3 separate regions of the Homo sapiens genome follow, and regions 1 and 2 are each linked to region 3. A link is a contact called in ENCODE Hi-C or POLR2A ChIA-PET data. All regions are on one chromosome and are shown on one strand. The core of a region is the stretch at or near the end of the contact, and the rest is flanking DNA. Distances in the headings are between cores, read along the strand shown. Region 1 holds the start of LCK (LCK proto-oncogene, Src family tyrosine kinase). Region 2 holds the start of TMEM39B (transmembrane protein 39B). Region 3 holds the start of AK2 (adenylate kinase 2).

The links. A loop is a pair of places that touch in the nucleus more often than their neighbours do. ChIA-PET counts read pairs that join two places held with the same protein, here RNA polymerase II (POLR2A). Pooled maps may share reads with other maps.
Region 1: a loop to region 3 is called in a pooled map, with 3 times the contacts of the local background. The contact joins the promoter of LCK here to the promoter of AK2 in region 3. A Hi-C loop is called at or near these places in 2 of 50 pooled maps. POLR2A ChIA-PET finds 5 or more read pairs at or near these places in 2 of 52 experiments (HEK293T and activated naive CD4-positive, alpha-beta T cell).
Region 2: a loop to region 3 is called in a pooled map, with 6 times the contacts of the local background. The contact joins the promoter of TMEM39B here to the promoter of AK2 in region 3. A Hi-C loop is called at or near these places in 7 of 50 pooled maps. POLR2A ChIA-PET finds 5 or more read pairs at or near these places in 2 of 52 experiments (activated CD4-positive, alpha-beta T cell and activated T-cell).

The regions. Positions count from the first base shown.
Region 1 is chr1:32,249,763-32,252,740 of GRCh38, forward strand. LCK (LCK proto-oncogene, Src family tyrosine kinase) reads left to right here and starts at 1,503. Exons shown (of 13, transcript NM_005356.5): 1 at 1,503-1,609. RefSeq lists enhancers at 106-315, 506-715, 766-855.
Region 2 is chr1:32,071,548-32,074,275 of GRCh38, forward strand. It overlaps TMEM39B (transmembrane protein 39B), which reads left to right and starts at 1,392. Exons shown (of 9, transcript NM_018056.4): 1 at 1,392-1,504. The coding sequence starts at 1,501. RefSeq lists an enhancer at 791-1,396.
Region 3 is chr1:33,035,293-33,038,203 of GRCh38, forward strand. AK2 (adenylate kinase 2) reads right to left here and starts at 1,591. Exons shown (of 6, transcript NM_001625.4): 1 at 1,444-1,591. The coding sequence starts at 1,536. RefSeq lists an enhancer at 1,410-1,569.

The sequences.
Region 1 (2,978 bases), core at 253-2,752, 790 kb before region 3:
TCTGTTTCCTCACCTCCACAATGGAGATGCTGATTCTCACTCCACAGGCAGCAGATGTGCCTTACGGGAGATAGTGCACAGTGAGCGCTCAGTGAATATGAACTATTACTCACTCCCAGCGCGGCAGTCTTTCTACTCTGTGCTGAGACAGGGAGATGGACCGTGAAGTGTTCAGGCTTACATTGCAAGGGAGTCTGGGCCCTGCACCAGGCTTGGAGCTCCAACTCTAGGCTCTGTGTCACTGTGAAGGTTTTTCACTTTGTCTCTCTCAGCCTTTGTTTCTGTGTTACCCTCTTTGTCTGACTTTCCAACTCAGGCTTCCTCTTCCCCCCACCTATTTCCTGCCCCCACTTCTCTCTGCAGCTGAGGTGCACACAGCATCGCTTCCACCTCACAAGCCCCAACAATGCTCTGTGGGTTCCCCTCCCCCTACCAGCTCACTCAGGCAGTGACGCATGTGCACTTTCCTCCTGGTGGGGTCAAGGCCGAGTTCTTGGACCTGATGAGGCCACCTGGAGTTCCTCATATCACTGGTGACCTGGCCCTCAGCTAATGATGGGTGCCCCCTCAGCCTGGCCCCAGGGGAAATGGAAATTCTTTGCCTGCCTGCTGCTCGTGACAATCTTCTTGCCTCCTGCTTATAACAGAAAGTCCTGACAGTCTGTGGCCTGCACCTGGGGGCCTGAGCGGCCCTGTTTGCTCTGTCTTCCACCTGTTGCAGGAGATAGTGCCAAGCCCTCCACCTCTGCCAGGGGCTGTGGCCTTGCCTCTACCTGAATTCGAACTGTTGCCCTACTCTCCAACCATGATTAATGGGTGTTGTCCTGGCCTCTGACTACAGCAGGGGCCGTTACTATGCCCTCTTGAAGACATGAGGTTGTCCTGTCTGCCTCCTGAAACAGGCTGTTTTCCAGCATTCTGTCTGTAAGAGGGATGGTAGCCTGCCATTCACCTACCCTTGACTATAATAAAGCTACTGTTCCATGCCCTGAGATGACATGGGAATTGTTCTCTCGGCCTGACCTGACTGTAACATGCATGGTCTGCTCACCAGCTATTTAACAGGGATATTGTCCTCTCCTCTGACTCTGAACGATGCTACCTTTGCTGCCAGACAGAAACAAAAGGGTCTCTCAGCTGCAACGGTGGTGCTGAGGTGCTGTTTGCCTCTCACCATAAGCTGAGTGTGTGTCCGCTTGCCCCCTGCTCACTGGGCCCAAAGGCTGCCCTTGAATCTCTTGCCCAGATGCACCCTGGAGGGCAGAAGGGAGGGTCTATCAGACATCCTCCCCTCAACTTTAAACCTCCCAGTGTCACCCTGGGACAGTAGGGGAAGATGGACCTGGTCTGGAGATGTAGGGGACCCCCAGGGGCTGAGAGGCAGGGGTCTATGGTGGCAGGAAGCTTGGCGTGCTAGAGGGTTGTGGTTGGGCTGCTGGGGCCCGGTTGGCTGCGGAGCCCTCCGGAGGAGGCAGGAAGTCAGGGTGGGACGTGGGCGCGGGGAGACAGGTGGTGGCTACGACGGCGAAGGGAGCTGAGACTGTCCAGGCAGCCAGGTTAGGCCAGGAGGACCATGTGAATGGGGCCAGAGGGCTCCCGGGCTGGGCAGGTAAGGAGCGCTGGTATTGGGGGCGCAGGCGCCGGGGTGAGAGGCCTGATAGCAGACGGCTGCAGCTGTGCGGGCCCAGGCTCCCTAGGGATGCAGCAGCCCTTTGTGGCTGGGGAGAGAAGATCCTCGCTCAAGGTCAGGTGGGAGGCAGGCAGTGTAGCTGGGTCGCCTCTTTCCTGCGAAGCTGGTGTCGCTTGCCTCTGTCGTGCTGTCCACCAGTGGCCCCACCTGACTGGGAGCGTGTTTCCTGGACACCAGGCACATGGACAGTCAGGTGTTAAAAAGGCTTCCAGAAACCACCAAGCCCAGTCCCTCAGGCCATGAGGATGAGGCTCCTGAGGCCCAGAGAGAACAAGGCACTCACTGCCCACGGTTTCTCAGCAAGGCAGTGGCAGGGCTGAGAGTGATGGCTGAGGCTGTGGCCACCCCGCCTGGAGCAGGGTGATGGACAGGCTGGACTCAGAGGACCCAGGAATCCTTCTGGTTTCTGGGGCAGACCCCAGTGACAAGAATCTCCTGAGAAAGAGAGAGAGAGAGAGAGAGAGAGAGAGAGAGAGAGAGAGAGACAGAGATCACCCAAGGCATCCAGATGGACATGCGAGGAGTGATTTTAGCCTCAGCGATCGAGGGAAGAATCTCCTGATGGGCGTGAACTGATATGTGTGGGGGTGTCCATCATCTGGGATGGAGCTCCAGGGTGGATGGACATATCTGATCTGAGTATGGGAAGTTGGAAGTGAAAGAGAATGATGGGAGAAAGGAAGAGGAAGTACTATTTTTATCCCAGACAGGGGTGCAGTTGGTCCTGGGTGAGGAAGCGCTGAACTTCCATCTGGAAAGTCACCATTCCTGCCCCTGCCAAGCGTCACAGCAGGATGTCCTCCCCTCGCCCCTGGCTCCCTCCCGCTTCAGCCCTGCCTGTGTAGGGCCAGTTGGTTTTGCTGATTCCTGCTTCAAACCCCAGGGAGGTGGAGAGAGACTGGGGAGGCATAGTTGCTACCTGCTCACCTCCTCACTTTTTAACTCTGAGCCTTAATTTTTTTGGGAAGTCCTCACTCAGCCAGATTTCCAGGTTTCCCCTGCTTCGTTGGAGTTTTTCTTGACACACACTTTCCGCCTAGTCAGCTGGTCCCAGCCTTTCTCCTGTCTACAGCTCCAAGTCCTGTAGCCTCTTGTGGGGGCTAGGGAACATGGTGGCTCTCCTCGCACTTCAGGGAGGGTCATTCACCCTGGACAGGCATGAGCAGTTCCTTCCACCCAGCCCTATGCTGACAGACGAATCAGACAGGGTCCCTTGCTCTTGGGCCCCAGGAACAGAGGCTCTTCTCAAAGAGAGAAGGGCCAAGTGGACAAGGGCCAAGAACAGGCT
Region 2 (2,728 bases), core at 142-2,641, 960 kb before region 3:
GAATCGCTTGAACCCGGGAAGCGGAGGTTGCAGTGAGCCGAGATCGTACCACTGCACTCCAGCCTGGGCAACAGAAAGGGAGACTCCAGTCTCAAAAAAACAAAACAAAACAAAAACAAAAATTAGCCGGGCATGGTGGTGCACGCCTGTAATTTCAGCTTGTTGGGAGGCTGAGGCAGGAGAATCGCTTGCACCCAGCAGGTGGAGGTTGCAGTGAGCCGAGATCGAGCCACTGCTCTCCAGCCTGGGCAACAGAGACTCCATCCCCTCAAAAAACAAAATAATAAAATAAATACACCCTCCTGCCTGAGGGACCTTGCACTAACTATTCCCTCTGCCTGAAATGCCCCCTTTCTCCAGAAATCTGCACCACTGACTCACTCATTTCCTTCATGTGTTTACTCAAGTCAACTCTGAAGCCTGCTCTGCCTGCCCTATTTAAAACTGCAACCCCATCCCCCTTTCCTGTTTTTCCTTCACACCATTCCCATCTAACATACTACAGAATTTACCAATTTTGTTCATGTCTATCTCCTCCCACTTGACTGTAAGCTCTATGACTATTAATGAAATATCTACTAATTCATTCAATTAATTGAATACTGCTATTAAGTGCCAAGCACTGTGCTAAGCAATGGAGCTACAAGATGACTAAAACTGCTTGTAGGTCTTGTGAGGGAAGAATCCTAATGACAATAAATGTAGCTCATTTAGTCAATGCTTCTCCAAACATCGTGATGGCTAATACTAAAACAGACTCAGTTCTGCATGCTCTATTTCATTTAACCCTCACCGAAACCTACACGGTGACCATCAGCAGCCTCATCGTAAAGCATAAAAAAACAAGATTGCAAGGCTGGGAAATGGCAGTCAGGATCTGAACCACGGTGTTGACAATGAGAACGGTGAGTAACGTCAAATGTGAGAAATATTTAGGACTTAGGCTCACAAAGACTAAGGCAAAGATCGGATGTGGGGGCCGAGGGAGGGAGGAAATGACTCCTGGATTTTGACTGGGGTGGACTAAAGCGCAGTGAGGCCTAAGAGAAGGATGAAGCGCAACGTGGGGCTGGGCTGGAGGTGCCTGCGGACCGGTCAGGGATATGGTCCACCCCTAGGGGAGCGGAGAGGCGGCTCCGCACCCTCCTCCGGTCGCCGCCGCCCCGGTCCAGGAGATGCTGAGAGAAGACACGCACGGGAAGAGCAGGAGGTGGGTTCCGTTCCCCTCCCTCTTGAGTCTCTTCACCAGCAGCTGCAGGAAGGGCGTGGGGGACCGAGAGACAAAGAGCGCGCAGGCACCGCCTCCGTCCGGGCGGCCCCTTTAAGAAGCGCGCGCCAGCTTCCAGCCCGCCTTGTATGCAAATGTAGCGGCGCGGCGGGAGCGCGCGGCTGATACCCGGGACTGGGCTGCGGCGGTTAGTCCTCTCCCGGCCGCCGTCGCCTCCGACATATTGCCCGCAGGAGCTGCGGCGGCGAAGCGGAGAGCACCGGGGGGAGGAGATGGGTGAGCAGAGCGGCTCAGGCTCGGCCTGGCAACGAGCGGGCGCACGGGTTAGGATGGCCAGGCTGCTAATTGCTGCTCCACGCGGACAGGAGCCCGGTGACGGGAGGGGGAGGGGATGCGAGCGCAGACGGGATCCCGCCCCCTCCTGTCGTTTTGCGGGGTGGGGCCTCTGTTGTGGGGGCGGGACATTGGACGGTGGGCGGGGCTTCTAAGACGAAGCCCTGTGGGGGCTTGGGCTTTCGTGAGGACCAGCTCGTCGGGGCTAGAAAGGGGGGCGGGACTTACCAGTGGGCGTGGCTTCAGCGCTAAGGGTGGAGATTCTGGGCAGGGGGCGCTAGTGCAGTCGGCGTTTCTGGGTTGGAGGGGTTACACTGGGGGCGGTGGAGCGGGGAGACTTCCGACTGAGGGAGCCCATTCTGGAGTGGGGCTTCTGGGCTGAGAGGGCTTTTATTGGCTTGTGGGCGGGGTTTCTGGGCTGACAGTTGTGTGTAGGCGGAGCTTCTGGGCTGAGGGGCTTTATGTGGGTGCAGAGCTTCTAAAGAGAGGAGAGTGGGTGTGGGCAGAGCTTCTGGACTGGACTAAGGGTGTTTGTGTGGGATTTTCTAAGCCAAGTATAACAGCGTATGAACAGAGCTTCTGGTCTGGGGGTTTATGGAGGGCAGAGCTCTTCGCCAGGTACTTTTTAGAGACTTGTGGAGGTTTATAATTTTGGGCATACATCCAAGCCCAAAATTGGCTCCGAAGTGTGGGAAACGCTTCCGAGCTGAGATGCTACGGCGTGGGGTGTATGTGAATGGAGGCTGCTGTGTTACTGTGAAGAGGTATGAACAGGTTATAACTTTTTAAAAATATGTATATGTATGTATATATATTTTTTAATAGAGACCGGGTTTCGCCATGTTGCCCAGGCTGGTCTCCAACTCCTGGTCTCAAGCGATCCTCCCGCCTCGGCCTCACAAATTGCTGAGATTACAGTCGTGAGCCACCACACCCAGTCAGGTTGTGACTTTTTTAGGTGCTTAGGAGCTTTGTGCAGAACTTTTGTGCGAAGTGGTGCGTGGGAGCTTGGGCTAGACTGCTCAGCCTAGTAGGTCCAATTTTTCAGTCCACAGCCACAGGATTCTCCCAGCCATATCCTTGACCCTTTATTTAGGCCCTGGGTCCTGCCCATGAGATCCCAGAATGCCCTTTGAGCTGAATCATGGGGCCCTGGATGAAAAAGCT
Region 3 (2,911 bases), core at 341-2,840:
AGGAATGAATGGAGTGTTCCAGAACTTCTTTCTTTATCACCCACATTAATCTGTGACATTCATCCACTTCCACTAACCCCATCAAGGGCCAAGTAATGTGCTAGGTGCCACAAGGGGTACCAAGAATGAGTAAGATGGTCTGTTTGCCAAGATTTTTAAAACTTGGCAAGTGCTAGGAAGAGAAAAGCGGGCACAGGGCAGTCCTCAGATTCCCTTTCATTTGGGAGCTCAGACTTCCCTCTTTGAAGCCTAACAACAGGCAAGAGCCAGAGGCTTAGGGCCCCAGGTGCAATGCCAGACCCCAAGCAAGAAGGGGACATCAATAATCCAACCTGCGGGCTTCCAAATCCGAAATGAGATCATCGATCCCAACCCTAATCTATGGCCCCATTATGTCCCAGATCTAGAAGGGGCCCAGATCCCAAGTGAGGCCCCTGTTGCCTGCTAGGGCAGATGGTAACTTCAGACTCTAACTCCATGGTTCCTGAGGTCTCAGGCTCATGAAACTCATTTCACTAATTTGGGAAAGCCACCTGACCTTTCTGGGCCTGTTTTTTAACCTGTTGATTGATAAAGTTAAAATTTCAAGTTCCCTATAAACAACAACAAAATAAAAAAAGGAAAAAATAAATAAAAACCAAAGGGAAGGAAGATACAAACAAACAAAAATAATAAAAACAAAATAAAAAAAAATTCAAGTTCCTTTTCATCTAAAATCATTTGCGTCATCCCAAGCTGCTTAGCCTTCAGTAGCCTCAGGTCCTAACTCCAAGCCAGGTCCCATGAGCACTCCCAACCCTTATTGTGGACACTACTCAAAGGTTGCGACTCATGGGTCTCCAGGCTATAAACCAGTTCTACACATTCACCCCCAACTTTCAAACAGGGAGAGCCTTAGGTTTCCTCCCATCTCAATTCAACTGGCTCACACAGCACATGTCACCTCTCACTCTGCCCCACGTGTTGGAGATGCTTCTCCTCCCCTCCCCCTAAGTCATAAATCATTATCAAAATCTCCCGACCTCCAGTGCCTGGAATGTAACCCTGATTCTGGACAATTCACCTCCAACTCGCAGGTAACCTGGGCCATAAAGCTAATTGCCTCCATTCAGCCTGTAATCTAGATGCCTCGGCCCAGGGCTCACTCTACCCCTCAAACCTTTCCAGTCTCTAGACCCTTAGTGGAATTAATCAGCCCTCACATTCCCTAACCCAACACTTCAACACTGAATCCCTCGGGCACTCCAATCCTAACTCAGACTGCCCCGACCTCCAATTTGGACCCTCTCCGAAATGCCCCACCAGAACCGAGACCCCGGCCAGCGTTCCCCGCAGGCCTTAGTCCCCGGCCCGCTCCGGGCAGGTCCAGGGCTTCTAGATCTCCGGCCGCCTTGACCTTGGAGTTCAGCAGGCTCCGCCGCCAAGCCCAGTCCTGCCGCTCACCTGGGTCCCTTTACCGGCCCCGGGAGGCCCCAGCAGCACGGCCCGGATGCCTTTAGGATACTCGGGTTCTGCCGCTGGCACGCTGGGAGCCATGTCCGCCGAAGTCTCTCACTGCCACCAGTTCGCACGCCTCACAGGTCCAGTGCTTCCCAGGTCAACGCACGCACGCCACGCACGTCCCACTCGCCGCTCACACTGGCCCATAGCCGCGTCCGTCAGCCCGTTCCGCCCGCCCCTGAGCACGACGGACTCTTCACCTTACCAACTGCACGGCGATACTGAGGAACTTTGCTTTTGATTGGACAGAATTGGTGCGGGATAAGGAAGGGGCGGGCCAGCATGTACTAAGGGTGGCGGGTGTGCGGAGTGGGCGGGAAAACGCGAAGGAGGACAGGAGGTCAGGCCGGAAGGTATACTTCGGCATTTGACAGTTGACGACACCAGCAACAACATTGAAATCCTATTAAATTGCGCGTGGGAGTTTAAATGGGTAAAATCACTCTTAGAAGACAAATTAGTAATATGTTTCAAATACCCTTTGGTCCAGCAATTCCACTTCCACGAATTCAATGGATAAAATCAAGGATATGAGTAAAGATTCGTGTAACAAAGTTGTTAATTGCAACACTTAGCCCAAAAGCCCGAGAAAAACCATAAAATAAAGGCAATACTCCAAATGTCCAACAATAAGAGATTGGTTAAATAAATTGCAACCAATTTGTATCCTGGAATACCCCTGTTGTATAAGATAATTTAATCATGCGGGAAAATGTTAGCAAAGCGAGATACAAAATTGCAGTTACAACAAAATCCGAATTTTGGCCGGACGCGGTGGCTCACGCCTGTAATCCCCACACTTTGGGAGACCATGGCGAGCGGATTACCTGAGGTCAGAAGTTCGAGACCAGCCTGACCAACATGATGAAACCCCATCTCTACTGAAAATACAAAATTAGCTGGGAGTGGTGGCATATGCCTGTAATCCCAGCTACTTGGGAGGCTGAGGCAGGAGAACTGCTTGAACCCAGGAGGCGGAGGTTACAGTGAGCCAAGATTGAGCCATTACACTCCAGCCTGGGCAACAAGAGTGAAACTCCGTCCCACTCCCCCCCCAAAAAATCCCGATTTTGTTTATTACAAGTGTAGACCGCTGTGTAGTGTGATTAGAGGAGCACCTCTCCTTTGTATATTTTAATAGATTTTTTAAAGTTCTATGGTAAATTCTTAATAAGTTTAAAAACTTAAGTTTAAAACAAGTTTTACCTTTATATTAAGAAAAACGTTAACCTTTTAAAGTCAGGAAAAGATAGTTTTTCTCAAAAGAGATGACCCTCTTGGATAGGGAAATAATTTCTACAGCTTTTTGGTGTGTGAAAGTTTCATCCAGCTCCAAGGGCCTCTTTGGACCTTTAGTTAAGAGTGTGTAATGAAACGATTATGTTTCCCCACAGGCTCCTAACAACTCATT